Linked DNA regions of Homo sapiens: region 2 is linked to region 1. Evidence: chromatin contacts called from ENCODE Hi-C data. All regions are on one chromosome and are shown on one strand. Each heading gives the region's core, a stretch centred on a gene start or an enhancer-like site at or near the end of the contact. The rest is flanking DNA. Distances are from core to core; before and after follow the strand shown.

Region 1 (3,375 bases), core at 105-2,604:
GAAACAGATGAGGCTGAAGGAGGTGGGGGAAAGTTAAGTATAAAATTAGGACTAGAGGGACACAGCCAGGCAATAACTTCCCTGGAAAGTCTAGACCACTCCCTTAAACTCTTTTCCACAGAAGTGAGCTCGAAACCCAATGATGCTTGAGATACTTGTACTTCCATCCTACTTTTAAAGTAATTAGTGCCGCTAGCCAATAAGGATAGCCTTTACATAGGCAAAATCTCCCAATACGGAGGATGTTTCCAGAAATTCGATTTTCCACATAGGGAGGAAGAACTGCAACGGCTTCAGAGCTCCTTTCTTCTCATGAGGGCAGATCACATTCTAAATAATTCCCATGGCCACGTGATGACACCAAAAGAATAAGCTTTCCACACCGGGACCTAAGGCTGAGCCACTCAAACCTCTTTACATGATCCCTCACCACCAGCCCTAACCTCAATCCTGAACGTTTGGAAGAAAATCCAAACTCACAACATTCTTTTATAGCTCTAAGTGAACCAGCAGCTTCTTGAACAAGAATGCTAACTTCCCCGATTGCTCTGGGGCCTACAAGGCAATCCATCACTACTGGACATTTGCAGACAGGTACTCTCTCAACCTGCAGGAACCCCGCGTTTATTCTCAGTTGTTTGGTTTAGACTAGCCCAAAACCGCTTACACCCAACCAGTTTAAGAGCTCATTCTAGCGAGCCCTTCCCGTGCCCTAATCAGTGGCCCTTGCGCACTTACGTATCCGTCTCTCGACCTCCAAGCACCCGAGGTATCCCTTTCTCCCCCCTTAGGAGCATCCCCAAACCAAGGACAGAACAGGCCCCATGCACGCCAGCGCGCACCCCCTCAAGTCTCCGGGGGAGCCTGAGCGAAGAGCACCTCTCCCGAGCGGCCACGGAGAGCCCTGCAGGCACCGACCCCCACCCTTCCCACAGCCGCCCCGGGTACGCAGAAGCCGCTTCTGCAAGGCCCCGGGGGAGGCTGACCTGCGGAAAACGCACCGACCGCGGCCCTCGGGAGCCCCGCCCCGCCCCGGGGATGCCAAGCCGCCCCTCCACCTCGCAGCGGCGCCGGCCGCCCAGACCTGCCCACCCTCGCCGGGTCAGCCGCCTCCCTCCGCCGCGCCGACCGAGGCCGCCGCAGCCCGACTTCACCTCCCCAGGCAGCCGAGGCCGCCGCTGCCGCAGCCCGGGCCCGCCTTCCAAAGCCTGGGGGAGGCAGGAGCGCTGCGGAGGTGGACCGGCGCCACCCCGCACTCGCGTCTCCTCCTCCTGTCTCCTCCCTCTCCCCTCCCGGTCCTCGCCCGCGGCCTCTGCGGCGCCAGAGACCCAGCCGACTCAGCCGCTCGCGCCCAGGCCCGCCCACCGCGCCGCGCGTGGCTTTTGTAGGCCGCGCCCCGCCCCGGCCCGCTCCGCCCTCGGCCGCCCCGCCACCGCCTCCTTCCGGTGCTCCTTCCCGGCTGCAGCTGGCCGCCAGCGCTTGTCGGGTGTTAGTTCCGGGCCCAGCTTGGGCTGGTGGTAGGTCGGGAGAGGGCGCGGTCTCCCAGCCTTTGCGCAGATTGCGGGGCACCAGGTGGGGCCGAGGCGACGCCGAACGCCGGCAGGCCGGAAACCGCGCAGCCCCGCTGGACCTCGCTGATTGCCGGCGGCACCGGTGGTTTCGCGACCTTGAACAGGTGACTCCAATAGCTCCAGGAGGGCAGCGAGCCCTTCGCGGAACTACCAGATAAGCCATGCTTGAGGCTGTCGTAGCCTAGTGGGTAGTCGTGAAATGCAGATGCGCCTTTGCCCCTCAGATAGCATCTTTCATAGTAGGATGGGGAAAAAACACCGTTTCCTTACCGGGGAATCAGCCTGTAAGAGCAGAATGCCCCAAATCAGCATCGCCATAAAAACGGAGTAGGTGACTTCGCAACCTGCAATAATAGGATTGAGTTTATTCAAGCCGTATTATTTGTTCATGTGACACACATTAATTGACTGGCACGCAGAGAAAGCTGTAAAAAATCTTTGTAAGGTTACATAAAATTAAGAGAAAAGTCTGGAAATATGTAAAAGTTTATTGAGGAAAGGAAGGTGTTTCTGATACCAAATAAGAAACACACACACACACTCAGCAATACTTTGCCCCAACATGTGTTTACTTATTACACCAAGTGGAGTTTTTTAGGTCCTGATTGTCCCTGACGCTCTGATAAAAAATATTGAGACTAGCAAAAGAACAGAAAATTCAGAAGAAGAATCAAGGAAACAAAGGTCTAGTTTTAAAAGCCTTGGTCAACTTCACACAAATTAATTTTAACATTACTTAATACATTTTTTTGGCATCTATTATCCGTGTTCTTTTCGGTCCCTGGTGACATAATGTACCCTAATGTTGCATTTTAACTTTGAATCTCTGAATCCCATATGTGTTCTTCAGGGTCAGAGAAATACTAGATTTTCCCTTTTTCTCATTGTTTATAAACAGAGAAACGCAGAAGATGCTGAACATGAGGAGAGGAAGGCTATGCCTTCACCTTTGGTAACACAAAAAACAGTGGCCATAAGAAAAAATGTGAAGGACACACTGTTGGATCAATGAGTTGACACAAAGTTACAGCACAGCCTGAGTTGTAGTCCGAGCTAATGATGAACCTAAAAATGGTATTTCAGTCAGATTAATCATGAAATGTTTGCCCCCTGCCGGCGCAGTGGCTCAAGCCTGTGATCCCAGCACTTTGGGAGGCCGAGGCGGGGTGGATCACCTGAGGTCGGGAGTTCGAGGCCAGGCTGGCCAGCGTGGTGAATATCCATCTCTACTAAAAATACAAAAATTAGCCGAGCATGGCGGCATGTGCCTGTAATCATGGCTACTCAGAGGCTAAGGCAGGAGAATCGCTTGAAACCCGGAGACGGACGCTGCAGTGAGCCGAGATTGTGCCGCTGCACTCCAGCCTGGGTGACAGAGCAAGACTCTATCTCAAAAAAAGAAAGAAAGAAAGAAATGTTTGCCTTCTAATCGGTCAGGCAAAAAGGAGGCCGTAAATTTTAAATTTTCTACTAAATGGATATTCTTCTAAATGAATAAATCCATACAGATTTACTTCTCAGGAAGGATTATAAAAATGCATCACGAAAGAATGCAAAAGCAAAAATAATTGAATTTCAAGTCCAGTAGGGTACAGTCTGTATACGTATGGCGTGACATTTGTAGGAGAACATACCACAGTAGATACTCTTGAAGCAATGTCTTCTGAACAAGTTAAAAAGATGATTCAGATAAAAGCTTTTCTGCTAGAGGAGATCTTTAAAGTCAGTAAGTCTGGCTTACTTTGAAAGCACATGTCCCCAAAACTTTTATTTGTCAGGAGTTTAGTTTATTTTACCCTCTCCC
Region 2 (3,434 bases), core at 773-3,272, 3.0 Mb before region 1:
GGGAAACTCTGTCTCAAAAAAAAAAAAAAATGCATTTTTTTTTCTAAAAAATAAAAAGATAAACCTCCTTTCCCAAGTAATAATAATAAACAAAGTAAAAGATGACAACAACACCTCTCTGTGAAGCAGATAAATTTCGTAGTAAGAACCACAAATGTAACCAAACTATGTTGAAAGGATCTCATGTTTCACCTTTGACTTTCTTTTAGTTCTCTGGTTTTTAACCCTTTCTCCTTCCTAAGGTAAAATGTTAGCATGGTAGGATGTATCTTCTTTAAATAGGGGAAATGTACTTATGAAGAAGATATTATTTAACAATCTGTCATTCAAGAAGAAAGCTGAAGCTTGTAATAATAAAAAAAAAAACCAAACACATATTCTCTCCAAGTTAAGGACTGTTTATCATAGGTGGTTCTCAAATCTTGGTTTGGGGTAAGTTTTCAAGGTTTTCTGTTTTTGTTTTGTAAGATAAGAGTGAACACACCCTCTGCTTCCTCCCAATCCTTCTCCCTTCTCCTACCCAAAGATAATCCAAACAATATATTTCTCCCCCCACCCCCTTCCTGGGATGAATTCATTAGCAAGACAAAAAGTCCTTCCTATTATTATTTGGGGTGGGCCTTCTAATTGCAATGTTCAGTGAGAGAACATAGGAAACAAGTGGTCTCTCTTTTCCGAGACGGCGTCTCGCTCTGTCGCCCAGGCTGGAGTGCAGTGGCGCGATCTCGGCTCACTGCAACCTCCGCCTCCCGGGTTCCAGCAATTCTCCTGCCTCAGCCTCCCGAGTAGCTGGGATCACAGGCGCGTGCCACCACGCCCGGCTAATTTTTGTATTTTTAGTAGAGACGGGGTTTCACCATGTTGGCCATGGTGCTCTCGAACTCCTGACCTCGTGATCTGCCCACCTGGGCTTCCCAAAGTCATGGGATTACAGGCGTGAGCCACCGCGCTCAGCCAAACCGCACGTGTGGTCTCTCTTAATAGTCCTCAGATGATGGGGGCAGGGTAGGTGGAGAAAGGGGGTGACAAGAAAAGCTACTTCTTGCAGACATTTATGAGCCAATTTTGTCAGATCTTTTGCGCCAGGATAACATTCCGTAATGGACTGGACTGAAGTAGAAAAGCAATGGCTCATAGAAAACATGGTTTAAAACCAGAAGCCACGTGATGTAACTTTATTTAGTCGGGCTGCGCTTTCATCTTTCTTTTAATAACTTAGGGAGAATAAGGGGCCCCAGTGGCAAATGCAAGCTCCCCTGCCTCCCAACCCGATTCCTCTGAGAACCTGCTGCCATCTGCCTGGACCTCCTGTAAGATGGCTCCTACGCGACCACGCTACCAGAGAATCAGCTCTACGTGCCACCAACATTGCCACCAACTGTCCATAGATCGCCTGCGTGCCTCAGCCCACTGACACTCGATGCCGGACTGGGCCAGAAGGACGACCCCATATTTGATGCCTTTTTGTCTCCCTGGACCAGAGACTCCATCCTTCCCTTTCCTCCCACGCTCATTTCTTTTTCTTTAGCCCGTGTAAAGCAGCGTGGGAGAGAAAACGAATTTCTTCTCCCTGGGGTACCCCGGAGCATCACTGCAGCCCCCAACAAGCGGCGGAGCCGGCGCGCCCCGGGCGGGCGGAGAGGCTGCGGGGACGCGCGCCCTCCGCCTCCCGCAGCTGCGCGTCCGCAGCCGAGGCGCCCGGGCCCGCAGCTTCCCGGGCCTCCCCGAGAGCCGGATCCAGCCGGCAGGTCAGGCCGGCGGCTGGGGTCCCGCGGGCGGAAGTGAGAAGGGCGGCGGGGGAGGAGGCTGCTGGCTGGGAGCTGGAATTCCCTTCCCGCCTGGCGCCGCCCGGGAGAGCCCGCGCGAGGACGCCCGCCGCGCTCCGCCGGCCCTTTTTTGGCGCTGAGGGAAAGGAGAAGGGCAGGGCCGCCGCCTCGCGGGAGCGGGCCCCGGGAGGAGGGGCCGCCGGAGAGGCCGGGCGAGCGCGGGCGGCCCTCACCTCGCCGCTCCTCCCGGGCCGCCATCCCTCGGCGCCCCGCCCGGAACCGGCGCGCGCGTAGGGGCTGGGAGGCCGGCGCGCAGATCTGGCGGTGAGCGCTGCCGCCCCGGGGCCCCCAGCCATGTCGGCCGAGGAGATGGTGCAGATCCGCCTGGAGGACCGCTGCTACCCGGTGAGCAAGAGGAAGCTCATCGAGCAGAGCGACTACTTCCGCGCCCTCTACCGCTCCGGCATGCGCGAGGCCCTGAGCCAGGAGGCCGGCGGCCCGGAGGTGCAGCAGCTGCGCGGCCTCAGCGCGCCGGGCCTGCGGCTGGTGCTGGACTTCATCAACGCCGGCGGGGCCCGCGAAGGCTGGCTCCTGGGCCCGCGCGGGGAAAAGGGCGGCGGGGTGGACGAGGACGAGGAGATGGATGAGGTGAGCCTGCTGTCCGAGCTGGTGGAGGCGGCCTCCTTCCTGCAGGTCACGTCCCTGCTGCAGCTGCTGCTGTCCCAGGTGCGGCTCAATAACTGCCTGGAGATGTACCGCCTGGCGCAGGTGTACGGGCTGCCCGACCTGCAGGAGGCCTGCCTGCGCTTCATGGTCGTCCACTTCCACGAGGTGCTGTGCAAGCCCCAGTTCCACCTCCTGGGGTCTCCTCCCCAAGCTCCAGGGGATGTCAGCCTGAAGCAGAGGCTGAGGGAGGCCCGGATGACTGGGACTCCTGTCCTCGTGGCCCTCGGGGACTTCCTGGGGGGACCCCTGGCCCCTCACCCCTACCAGGGGGAGCCCCCGTCCATGCTCAGGTACGAGGAGATGACTGAGCGTTGGTTCCCGCTGGCCAACAACCTTCCTCCCGACCTGGTCAATGTCAGGGGCTATGGGTCTGCCATCCTGGACAACTACCTCTTCATAGTGGGCGGGTACAGGATCACTAGCCAGGAGATCTCCGCTGCGCATTCCTACAACCCCAGCACCAACGAGTGGCTCCAGGTGGCCTCCATGAACCAGAAGAGGTAAGCACCCCGGCAGAGTGCTGCTGCCTTCTCATTCATTCACTTGTTCATTAGTTCATTACCCCAGTGTTTACTGAGCCAGTAAATAGGGGAGGGTGTGCTGTGGTGGAAATGACATCTTCAGGAATGTTGTTGGCCTTGGCGCTGGCAAAATTCCCAATGAACTAAGAAATTGCGAAGAGGACGTCCCCAGTGAGGTCAAGAAGTGGAGTGGTTTTTTGGCAGGTATTGTGCCTTTAGGTGAAACTGCTTTCTTTGCCTCTGTTCTTGTGAAAAAAGATGTTGTGGTTTCCTACAAGAATACTTTAAAAGAAAATTGCCCCTTAATTTTTAAAAAATTTGTCTTAGTTTTTAGGATTTGATCCTGATGATAATGATACACTGGACAGTAACCTGTAACACTGACTTTGGGGGATTTTTTTCTGATGTCAGTGACTGTGAC

The links. A loop is a pair of places that touch in the nucleus more often than their neighbours do. Pooled maps may share reads with other maps.
Region 2: a loop to region 1 is called in a pooled map, with 6 times the contacts of the local background. The contact joins the promoter of KLHL42 here to the promoter of CAPRIN2 in region 1. A Hi-C loop is called at or near these places in 6 of 50 pooled maps.

The regions. Positions count from the first base shown.
Region 1 is chr12:30,753,597-30,756,971 of GRCh38, forward strand. It overlaps CAPRIN2 (caprin family member 2), which reads right to left and starts at 1,355. Exons shown (of 19, transcript NM_001385503.1): 1 at 1,155-1,355. It overlaps LOC645485 (a long non-coding RNA gene), which reads left to right and starts at 1,478. Exons shown (of 2, transcript NR_135046.1): 1 at 1,478-1,675. RefSeq lists enhancers at 729-808, 812-981 and silencers at 909-1,588, 2,680-2,883.
Region 2 is chr12:27,778,211-27,781,644 of GRCh38, forward strand. It overlaps KLHL42 (kelch like family member 42), which reads left to right and starts at 2,023. Exons shown (of 3, transcript NM_020782.2): 1 at 2,023-2,992. The coding sequence starts at 2,121. It overlaps MANSC4 (MANSC domain containing 4), which reads right to left and starts at 2,026. Exons shown (of 4, transcript NM_001146221.5): 1 at 2,000-2,026. RefSeq lists silencers at 1,625-1,844, 1,865-2,174 and an enhancer at 2,040-2,539.